2 separate regions of the Homo sapiens genome follow, and region 1 is linked to region 2. Evidence: read pairs that join two places in POLR2A ChIA-PET (ENCODE). Cell type or tissue: CD4-positive, alpha-beta T cell. All regions are shown on one strand. Links, peaks and the distances in the headings refer to the core of each region. The heading gives the core; the rest is flanking DNA.

What was found. ChIA-PET counts read pairs that join two places held together with the same protein. Peaks named below come from ENCODE experiments on the same cell type or tissue, not always from the same donor. Only the 100,000 strongest peaks of a DNase experiment are listed, where the experiment ranks them.
Region 1: POLR2A ChIA-PET joins it to region 2 with 6 read pairs; 1 of 35 experiments calls an interaction of 5 or more read pairs at or near these places.

What each region holds. Positions count from the first base shown.
Region 1 is chr20:1,128,229-1,134,296 of GRCh38, reverse strand. The region is part of intron 3 of PSMF1 (proteasome inhibitor subunit 1); the gene reads right to left. Among named protein-coding and RNA genes, the nearest start is that of PSMF1, 13 kb to the right of the region's middle. In CD4-positive, alpha-beta T cell, for the core only: no CTCF peak of the experiment used is centred there; a DNase peak (open chromatin) is centred at 3,266.
Region 2 is chr20:1,222,948-1,228,856 of GRCh38, reverse strand. It overlaps RAD21L1 (RAD21 cohesin complex component like 1), which reads right to left and starts at 2,813. Exons shown (of 14, transcript NM_001384355.1): 1 at 2,717-2,813; 2 at 260-435. The coding sequence starts at 403. RefSeq lists a silencer at 2,552-2,601. In CD4-positive, alpha-beta T cell, for the core only: a CTCF peak has its summit at 1,914; DNase peaks (open chromatin) are centred at 1,926, 2,806, 2,896 and 4,196; H3K4me3 peaks cover 1,876 bases; H3K27ac peaks cover 256 bases.

The DNA.
Region 1 (6,068 bases), core at 519-5,518, 95 kb after region 2:
TTAAAATGAAAATAAAAACATACGAAAATATGTGGGATATAACTAAAGGATTGCTGAGAAGAAACCTCATAGCACTAAATGCTTACATCAAAATAGAGGAAGGAATTCAAATCAATAACCAAAATTCTGACCTAAAGAACCTAGAAAAAGAAGAGCAAATTAACTCAAAGCAAGCAGAAGTAATAAAGGTAAGAACAGAAGTCAATAAAAAAGAAAAACAAGAGAGAAAATGAAACAAAGTCAATTCTTCAAAAAAAAAGAATAAAACTGACCAACTCCTGGCGAGACTGACAAATACAAAGAGAGGACACAGTCACCAATAACAAGAACGAAACAGGAGATATTACAATAGATCTGTAGCCACTGAAAGGATAATAAGAGAATACTAAGAACAACTTAATCCAACAACTCAGAATAGACCAATTCTTAAAAACCATAAACTACAACTCAGCCAAAATGAAATAGATAATCTGAATAGTTCCATTAAAGAAACTGAATTACACTTAACATTCTAAAAAAATAAAATAAAAAAACAAAAACCAAAAATCTCCAGGCTCAGATGATTTCAGGAAGAATTCTACCAAACATTCAAAGAAGAATTAACACCAATTTTACAGTCACTTCTAGAAAATATATGAGGAGGGAATACGTTCCAATCCATTTCATGAGACCAGTATTACTCTGGTATCAAAACCAGGCAAAGACTACACCAAAAAAAAAAAAAAAATATATATATATATACACATATATAGACTAGTATATCCTATGAACTTACACACAAAAAAAATCCTCAACAAAATATGAGCAAATTGAATTTAAAAATGTATAAAAAGAACTATATGCCATGACCAAGTATGATTTGTTCTAGGCATGCAAGACTGGTTAATAGTCACAAATCAATCAACGTAATCTACCATATCAATAAGCTATGGAAGAAAAATCATATGATCATATCAATTGATACAGAAAAAAGCTTTTGACAAAATCCAACATGATAAATCCATTCAAGATTAAAAACTCTCAACAAACTAAGAATAAAGGGGAACTTCTTTAACCTGATAAAGAACATTTACAAAAAACCTACCCCTAACAATATACTTTACTGTGAAAGACTGAATGCTTTGCTCCTAAGATTGGGAACGAGGAAAGCATATTCTTTCTCATCACTCTTATTTAACATAATATTGGACATCCTGACCACTGCAATAAGGCAAGAAAAACAAAAGGCATTCATATTAGCAAGTAAGGAATAAAACTGTCCCTATTTGCAAATGACATGATAGTCTACCCTGAAATTCCCAAGGAATCTACCAAAAAAAAAAAAAAACAAAAAAACCCTAAACACCTTGAATTCAGCAAGGTGACAGGATAGAAGAGTTCAACACAGGAAAATCAACTACATTTCTACACACTAACAATGAACATTTGAAAACCAAAACAAAGGACAGAATATGCCATTCATAATCATCTCCCTTTCTGCTTTAAACAAATAACAAGCTATGTACAGGATCTATATGTTGAAAATTACAAATGATACTGATGGAAATCAAATAAAACCTAAATATTAATAAATGGAGAGATAAGATATATCATGTTCATAGCAAGAATGTCAATTCTCCCCAAACTAATCTATAGGTTTAATGCAACTCCTATCAAAATCCTAGCAAGGTTTTTCATAGATATACACAAGCTTACTCTAAAGTTTATATGAAAAGGCACAGAGGCCAGGTGCGGTGGCTCACGTCTGTAATCCCAGCACTTTGGGAGGCTAAGATGGGTGGGTCACGAGGTCAGGAGATCGAGACCATCCTGGCTAACATGGTAAAACCCCGTCTCTACTAAAAATACAAAAAATTAGCCAGGCATGGTGGCACGCATCTGTAGTCCCAGCTACTCAGAAGGTTGAGGCAGGAGAATCACTTGAACCCCGGAGGCAGAGGTTGAAGTGAGCCAAGATCACACCACTGCACTCCAGCCTGAGCCTTTTTGAGACACAGTGAGACTCTGTCTCAAACAAAGAAAAAAAAAAAGAAAGAAAAAAGAAAAAAAAGAAAAGGCACAGAACCTAGAATAGCTACAACTACCTTGACGAAGAAAAAGTGGGAGGAATTATTCTACTCAATATTAAGGCCTACAATAATCAATACTGATAGAGTAATATTGACAGAGGAAGAGACATAGAGATCAATGGAAAAGAACAAGGGATCCAGAGATAGATCCACAGATGTACAGACAACTGATTTTTGACAAAGTTTCAAAAGTAATTCAATGAAGGAATAACAAATGATGTTGGGGCCATTGGACATCCATGGGTAAAAAATGAGCTGCTTGCCTGCCCAAGCTGGGTGGGAGGGTAAATTCAAGTCTTCTTTCCTTTTAATCAGATCAGAGGGAGGCCTCTGATCTCCCTAGGCATGTGTAAAATTCAGGCCTGATTAAAAAACCACCAGGTCCTGAAGGAGAAGTTCTCACACAATTTCTAAGCCTTGAAAGAACAACTGCCATTTTGGTTGTGGCAAAAGACAGCCTACCATCTCATCCGACACAGAAAGGGTACAGCAGAATGGAACACAATAGGTTTATATTTCTTAGCAAATCACAGTTTGCTCACTGAGGAGCACAAATTGCTGGAAGAGGCAAGACATGCCACAATGACCTAATAAAGAGGGCTACATGGAGGAAGCTATGGCTGAAAGGCATAGGAGGGAGACAGGGCCTCTGATCAGGAGGCAGAGCCATACCTCAGCTTTCACCGCCCATTTCCACGGAGATGACTCCTGGTGATCACATTTTTTTCCCCTTTGTGTATTTTACTAAGAGCTGGACTAAGCGCTAAGCACTCTATGTGCTGACATCTCATTCCATTCTCAGAAAAACCCTGAGGTAGTACTATTGTGTCCCTCATTTCACAGTAATCAAAAAACAAAACAAAACACAACACATATCCCCTCCCTCACACACAAACCCCTCAAACAAATGTACTTAAAAAACAAATAGAGACAGGATCACAATTCTCTTTCAGTATTGCTGAACAGACGGAATGCTCTAATGAGCATGAATGGCCAGTATAATTCCTAGGTTCTTCCACAGGTTTTGTCAATTTCTCTCCCAGTGGAAGTCCAGAGTGAAGAAGTCAAGAGACCACACTCCAAATGTCCCTCCCTTACCCACTAAGAGGGGCCAGGGTGTCAGGGAGTGTGCAACACCCAGAGGCGCGGCATTCTGCCGGCCAGGCCTGGCTCACTTCCCCCTTTCCTCAGAGGCGCAGCATTCTGCCGGCCAGGCCTGGCTCACTTCCCCTTCCCTCCCTTTGTCTATTGCATGCAGAAGACACCCAAACCCTGCCCTCAAGGAGATCACAGGCAAGGAGGGAAGACCAACCCTAAGAAGGTAAATGTAAAATATCTGATGGATTAAATGCTTAAAAAATGATGTTTTGATCCAGGGCAACACAGCAAAGACCTCATCTCTACAAAAAATAAAAAACTGGCTGGGCATGGTGGCACATGCCTGTAGACCCAATTATTTGGGAGGCTCAGGTGGGAGGGTCACTTGAGCCCAGTAGGTTGAGGCTGCTTGGCCTGTTTATAAGTGAGCTGATTGTGCCACTGTACTCCAGCCTGCCTGGGCAACAGAGGGAAACCTGACTCCAAAAAAAACATTTTACTAAAATGTTTTGAAGCTGTAAGCCTGGGGGCCAGAGGAAGCTTCTCTAAGGAACTGACGTTTAAATCGGTAACCAAAAGATAAACAGGAGTTGGCTACGTGAGGTCAGGGAGAGCACTTTAGACAGAGGGAAGAGGTCTGAAGAGGGCAGAAGAATGACACTGTGGCTGAAGCACAGGGATGCGGGGAAGGCAGTACAAGGTGAGATTGAAGGGGTGAATGCTTTAAGGCCTCATCAAGGATTGTGCTCTTTATCCTAACAGCAATGAGTATTCCCTAAAGACTTTTAACTGTGGTAAAATATGCATAAAATTTACCATCTTAACCATTTTTAAGTGTTCAGTACTGTTAAGTACATTAACACTGTTGTGCAATCACCTACCATCCATCTCCAGATCTCTTTTCATTTTGCAAAACAAACTCTGTACCCATTAATCACTAACTCCCCTTCCTATTCCCCTCTTGCCCCAGTATCTGGCAACCACCATCCACTGTCTGTCTCTACAAATTTGACTAATCTAGGTACTTTTAATAGAATCACACAGAATTTGTCCTTTTGTGAATGGCTTATTTAATTTAGTATAATGTCTTCAAGGTTCATCCATGTTGTAGCACGGGCCAGAATTTCCTTCCTTTTTAAAGCCGAATAATATTCTACTGTATTTACATACCAAATTTTGTTCATCCATTCATCTTATCAATGGACAGCCAAGCTGCTTTCACCTTTTGGCTACTGTGAATAATGCTTCTACGAACATGGGTGTACAAATATCTTTTCAAGACCTACTTTCAATTCTTTTGGGTATATGCCCGGAAGTGGACATGCAGGATTATACGGTAATTTTTTGAAGAACTGTCATATTGTTTTCCATAGTGGCTGCACCATTTTACATTCCCAAGAGTGCACAAGAGTTCCAATTTCTCCACATCCTTGACAACGCTTGTTTATTTTCTGGTTATTCTGATACTACCCATCGTAATGGGTGTGAAGCAGCATCACTGAAGGGTTTTAAGCCAGAGTTGTTAACTATGATCTGATCTATGTCTGAAAGACTGGTCCAACTGCTGCGTGGGAAATACACTGGAGGGTGGCATGCAGGAGGGGAATATGTAAAAGACCTCCTCACACAGAAGCTGCATGGAAGAGGGGAGGAGAAATGAGGAGTGGCCAGAATGTGGAGGCCAGTGGTTTGAAAGTCTGTGAGGACTGGAATAGGTTCAAAGAGGGTATTGCTGATTAGATACTATTAAATGCAACAGGGTTTCTGGGCAGTTCTGAGGTTCGGTTAAGGTTTGATAACTGTGCATTTATAGTGATGCCAAGCTCACTCTAAAACTCTGAGGGTGGCTAGGTGCGGTAGCTCACACCTGTAATCCCATCACTTGAGGTCAGGAGTTCGACACCAGCCTGGCCAACAGCAAAACCCTGTCTCTATTAAAAACGCAAAAATTGGCTGGGTGCAGTGGCTCACGCCTGTAATCCCAGCACTTTGGGAGGCCAAGGCAGGTGGATCACGAGGTCAGGAGATCGAGACCATCCTGGCTAACATGGTGAAACCCCATCTCTACTAAAATACAAAAAAAAAAAATTGCCAGGCGTGGTGGTGGGCACCTGTAGTCCCAGCTACTCGGGAGGCTGAGGCAGGAGAATGGCGTGAACCCGGGAGGTAGAGCTTGCAGTGAGCCGAGATCGCGCCACTGCACTCCAGCCTGGGTGACAGAGCAAGACTCCGTCTCAAAAAACAAAACAAAAAAACGCAAAAATTAGCTGGGTGTGGTGGTGCACACCTGTAATCCCAGTTACTCGGGAAGCTGAGGCAGAAGAATTGCTTGAACAGTCACACTGTACTCCAGCCTGGGTGACAGAACTAGACTCCACCTCAAAAAAATAAAATAAAATAAAAAATAAAACCCTGAGGAGGTCAATGAAGATGGGGGGAAAATCCCTATAATGGAATAAAGCAGACATAAATCAGCTTAACTATATATAAAACAGATAATTTCATTATACTGATTTTAAAAACAAGCACTAATCTAAGTACCTTTGGAACACACTACTCTGCCTACATCTTTTGTGGAACATAGTTAAAAGACAAAAAGAACTGGAAATAAGTCATTTGGAACTTTACTTAATAGGTTTGTTCTTGGTAGGCACTGATGTAGCAATTCAGAAAATATTTGTGTGTATTCTAGGATCAAATAAATAAGTAAATACATTGATGCTGCTGGGAATCAGGGTTCTCACCACAGGAGAAGGGAGATATAAGTATGGAATAAGAGAAAAAGAATCCTGTAGTGTTATATTAAAAACAGAGGTGGCAATTTAAACTTATAAGGAAAAATTTTCCTAGCTCTATCTGCTGAAAAGGTCTAGAATCATACTACTGTATGATACCAACTAT
Region 2 (5,909 bases), core at 1-5,000:
GAAAGGAATATGAATACGCATAAAATATGGCCTTTGTCCCTTAGGGTCCAATCTATCTATGATAGACATATGAAAAAGTTAATTACCAACAGAAACCAATAGGTTTGTTATAACACTAAATGCTATAGGAATTAAAGGAAAGACCATTTGACAAGTAAAACTTCCTTGAAAATGTATTTCATGATATAAGTGTATCTTAATGTCTTTCCTCCTCCAAAGTCATGATAAATACAAGCTATCATTTTAATCAGTAACATACCTTGGGTGAAAGAATTTTTTCAATGGTTATCTCTAGATTACATTCAAATACATGGGCCTTTGTGAGTTTCTTCTCCCAGTGAGCTGCAAGCCATATTTTGGCCAATGGCCCTCGTTTACTCATAAGCACATGTGTGTAGAACATGTTGCCTGTGTTCCTTACTTGTATTTAACAAACTAGAGAGAACACGAAAAGAAATTTAAAATTTTATTACAAAAACTTTTTATTGCTATAAGAAAAATATGTATTAATTCTACAAAATAACATTCAGATTATGTTCTAATTCAATTATTCAATACAATTTATTCTCTTGTAAATAAGAGAAACTTATTTAGAATATAAAATTATAACCTAATGACAAAGCTCTAGTAAATTGTGAACTACACCTCTACACCGGGCTTAAATGCATCCTGATTAATGATTTCTTCATACATGTCACTTATTTTATCCAAAAAAGGATTTGAGTTCTCTTCTTACTAACATGGTCAAATAAAGGAGGAAGGCTGAAAATATAAGATATGGAAATAAGAAACAAGAATAGGAAAAGGTAGACAAAACCAAGAAAAGCTAATACAGGGCACCTCTTTTCTAAAACTTAATAATTTAAGAAGGATTGGATTATTGATTTATACGCAGGTGTTGAATTTCATTGCCCTCTTCAAGATACTCTGGTTTATTCAACAATATTTTAATTTTTGAAGTTAAAATCACGGGACTCCAAAAAGTGGAGTGGAGTGGAGTTTCCATTCCATAAAGTGGAAAAATGAAGAAAACAAGAAACTATAAGAAAATAATTAGAAGGCAAGGGAAGAAACACGAATCAAATTTAAATGTTTTGAAATAAGAACGATAAAAGAAAACCTTCACTTAAAACAAAGAGAAGGAATTAATGCACATTTTTACAAACTGTACTATTCTTGGTAACACCATAGGGCTCTATCACTAAGCTAAAGATGAGAAGGGATGTTATAGCACTTTGGTTGACTTCTAGGGAAGAATCAAATTATTGCTTACATATAAGTAATCTTACACTGCCACTATGGAAGCTTCTTTTTGCTTCTTTTCTACTTAAGATACTGATAAAAGAGAAAACTGAGCCAAGACGAACACAAAGTCGGCGAAAGAATTAAAAACTTAGGTAAACTTCCATCAGTGTCTATTTGTACCGCAAGAATTCAATCATTATGCCCCAACTAAAGGTGACGCAATCCGCCAAACCATGTTCCCCTACGGGGCAGCTGGAGATTTTAATGCATATGGCTTGTACCTTGCGCTGGTTCCACTACTTTCCTTTTTAGTCTGTGTGTTTCGCTCTCTCGGAATAAATTCCTATTTATCTTTTTAAATGGCTCCCAGTGGTGTGAGGTACTTTTAAAATGTACTTTTTGGCCTGGCGCAGTGGCTCACGCCTGTAATCCCAGCACTGTGGGAGGCTGAGGCGGGCGGATCACTTTGATGCCAGGAACTGGAGACCAGCCTGGCCAACATGGTGAAACCCCGTCTCTACTAAAAGTACAAAAAGTAGCCAGGCACGGTGGCGGGCGTCTGTAATCCCAGCTACTTGGGAGGCTGAGGCAGGAGAATCGCTCGAACCCGGGAGACGGAGGCTGCAATGAGCCGCGATCGCCCTACTGCACTCCAGCCTGGGCGACAGAGGGCGACTCCGTCTCAAAAAAATCAAATGTACTTTTTAAGTGATGGACTTCTTAAAAGAGAAAACAAACAAAGAAAAAACCCAAACCCTGAGATTTGCTATTCCTGAGACATTGATTTTCCCGAGCACATATTACCTAACCTTTTTCCCCTCCCCACAAAATACGCACACAAACTCCCCCCGCACCCTCCCGCCCCACGTCCCGGAGGCTTTTTCAGTCTCCAGATTGAACTGACTTCGTGCAACGTGAAGCCACCGGGATGGGGCCACTCCGTGGAAACCGGCCCGCAAAGGGCAGGGTGGCGGCGGTGGCGGGGAGGGAGCGAAGGGAGGGAGGAAGGGGTCGGAAGGGGACCGGGCGGGGACCCTGGGAGAGGGGCGTGGGGAGAGAGGGCTGAGCCGGGCAGGGCGAGACCCTTCCGGGCGTGAGGGAGGGGAAAGCAAAGTGCAGGGGCTGGGAAGAGCTGACGGCCACGCTCAGGGGCAGGGGGACGCCAAAGGCTCCTCCACAGACGACTCCTCAGAGTTCCGGGCCGGGTGCTCACAGAGGGAAACTGAGGCCACAGCGCCCATTTTCTTCCGCGTGCGGGCGAGGAGACCCCGGGTCGCGCCTCCAGCCCCAGCTGGGCTGCGGGCGACGACCTTTCTTCCTCAGGCGGGACCCTCCGGGCTTGGCGCCGCGAGCTAACACGGCGTGAGGCGCCGGCGCCGGGTGCGTGTGGGAATGTGGGTGGCGGCGGCCCCCATCTCCCAGCCCGCCTACAGCACTCGGGGTCCGGCCGGCCTCTCAGGCTGCGCCCTACTTTCAAAGCCTCGTCTGAGGTGTGGCGTGCCAGAGCAGGGGCTGCGAGGAGTCGCCAAGTCAGCTTGGCCGGGTTCTTGGCGCCGCTGGGCGTCTGCAATGCGCGGCAGGCGCGGGGCGGGGAGGGGCGGGGCGTGGAGAAGGCGGGGCAGTGGGCGAGGGCGGGGCGTGCAGGGGACGGGGCGGAGCAGTGGGCGAGGGGCGGGGCGTGCAGGGGACGGGGCGGGGCAGTGGGCGAGGGCGGGGCGTGCAGGGGACGGGGCGGGGCGTGCAGGAGACGGGGCGGGGCAGTGGGCGATGGACGGGACTGACAGGGGATGGGGCGGGGCAGTGGGCGAGGGGCGGGGCGTGCAGGGGATGGAGAGGGACGGGCAGGACATGGGGAGGGGCGTGGAGGGGTATGGACGGGCGGGGCGGGGCAGTGGCTGAGGGACCGGGGGCAGGGGGCGGGGAAGGGCGGGCCAGCGACCGAGGGACTGGGCGCGGCGGCGGCGGCGGCGGCTGGGGGTACGGACAGAGTAGGGCAGTGCGCTAGAGTGGAGAGGACCGGGACTGAGAGGGACGAGGGCGCAGGGCGTTGGTGGGGACAGTGGACGGGGCAGGAGGGATAGAGTCAGACAGTGAGCAAGGCGCACCGGTCCTAGTGCGCAGTCTCCGGCTTTGTCCTGGCGCTCGGACCTGAGACACCTGAGCAGGGGCATGACAGGGATGGGGCCTGGGCCCCATAGTCCTGTTGTGAAAGGTGATCTTTCTGGCTGATCTCTGAACATCCCTATGATGCAGTCCAGTCTCTTCTCTTCCACTTATAGCTGGAGGTCACTGGAGAAATTCTTTAATCCCTTGAACCTCAGATTTTCTCATCTGTAAAGTGAAAATAATAAAAGTACTCGCGCCGTAGGATATTGTAAGAAATAAATAAAATGAACCATGAAAAGAGCCAAGCAATAATAAGTGCTCTACAAATATTAGCTATTATTATTATTGTTATTATTAAAAAGATTATTCACATTGACCTGCCCTTTGGGGACAGCAAATATTTTCCAGCCTGGAATATCACAGTTCTCAGTAGTCAAGGCCAAGTGCTAGAACCTGAGAAAAATCCTGCAAGAGCATCAGGATGCAAGGCTGGTTTCCTCTCTTGAGTTTGATAGTAAATACTAATAAATCTTGGAGCGGCAATGGCATCCAATATAAGGTTATTGATAAGGTTCAGGCTCCTGGCTGGGCATTTTCATGGGTTGTCTCATTGACTCTTCAAACAATCTCACAAAAGTAGTTACTGGTTTTCCCCTTTTGAATAAGGAAAGGGCTGGAGAAAAAATAGCAACCTGTCTAGGGTCACGTGGTTGGGAATTGTAGAGACAGGATTCAAATTGAATTCAAATTGAAGTTTAGCTCCCAATTTCCGACCTCAGGAAATGATGTCACGGCAACCATTCAAGAGGATGTCTGGGAGACACCCTTGGTGCCACCCTCATGTCTACTTCAATGCCAGCCCATCAGCAAGCCCATCACTCCACCTTCAAATATGACTTTCATCTACCCCTTCTCAAGATCTCCACCGACTCCACCCTAGTCTAAGCCACCTCTCTCCTGGAAAAGCTCCAACCTCCTGAGCGGTCTCCTTCCTGTCACTCACCTCCCTAAAGCCCATTCTCTACACCAGGGGTTCCCAACCCCGGGTGGGAACAGGGCCGCACAGCAGGAGGTGAACAGTGGACGAGGGAGCCTCACCGCCTGAGCTTCGCCTCCTGTCACATCAGCCGCGCATTAGATTCTCACAGGAGCGCGAAACCTATTGGGAACTGCACATGCGAGGGATCTAGGTTGCCCGCTCCTCACGAGAATCTCATGACCCCCCGCCCACTCGGCTCGTGGAATAATTGTCTTCCACAAAACTGGTCCCTGGTGCCAAATAGGTTGGAGACTGCTGCTCTACACTGAAGCCAGAGGGGTCTTTGAAAAATATAGATCATGGCCAGGTGTGGTGGCTCACGCCTGTAATCCCAGCACTTTGGGAGGCCAAGGCAGGCGGATCACCTGAGGCCAGGAGTTCCAGACCAGCCTGGCCAACACGGCGAAACCCCGTCTCCACTGAAAATACAAAAATTAGCCAGGAGTGGTGGTGGGTGCCTGTAATCCCAGCTACTCGGGAGGTTGAGGCAGGAAAATCGCTTGAACCGAGGAGGCAGAGATTGCAGTGAGCCAAGTTTGCGCCCCTGCACTCCAGCCTGGGCAACAGAGAGACTCTGTCTCAAAATATAGATCAAATCCTATTACCAGCTGTAGGGTCCAGCCCTACAGGGCTTAGCGGGTGTTCTCCCCGTGTGTGGAGAGGAGAGATTGTAATAAATAAAGACACAAGACAAAGAGATAAAGAGAAAACAGTTGGGCCCGGGCGACCACTACCATCAAGATGCGGAGACTGGTAGTGGCCCCGAATGGCTGGGCTTGCTGATATTTATTGCATACAAGACAAGGGGTCAGGGTAAGAAGGGTGAATCTTCTTCTTTTTTTTTTTAATTTTACTTTAAGTTCTAGGGTACATGTGCACAACGTGCAGGTTTGTTACGTAAGTATGTATGTGCCATGTTGGTGTGCTGCACCCATCAACTTGTCATTTACATTAGGTATATCTCCTTTTTTTTTGAGATGGAGTTTCGCTCTTGTTGCCCAGGCTGGAGTGCAATGGTGCAATCTCAGCTCACAGCAACCTCTGCCTCCTGGGTTCAAGCCATTCTCCTACCTCAGCCTCCGGAGTAGCTGGGATTACAGGCATGTGCCACGACGCCCACCTAATTTTGTGTGTTTTTTTTAAATAGAGACGGGGTTTCTCCCTGTTGGTCAGGCTGGTCTTGAACTCCCGACCTCAGGTGATCCACCGGCCTCGGCCTCCCAAAGTGCTGGGATTACAGGCGTGAGCCACCTCGCCCAGCCTACATTAGGTATATCTCCTAATGCTATCCCTCCCCCCTCCCCCCACCCCCCAGCAGGCCCCGGTGTGTGATGTTCCCTACCCTGTGTCCATGTGTTCTCATTGTTCAATTCCCACCTATGAGTGAGAACATGTGGTGTTTGGTTTTCTGTCCTTGCGATAGTTTGCTCAGAATGATGGTTTCCAGCTTCATCCATGTCCCTATAAAGGACATGAACTCTTCCTTTTTATGGCTGCATAGTATTCCATGGTGTATATG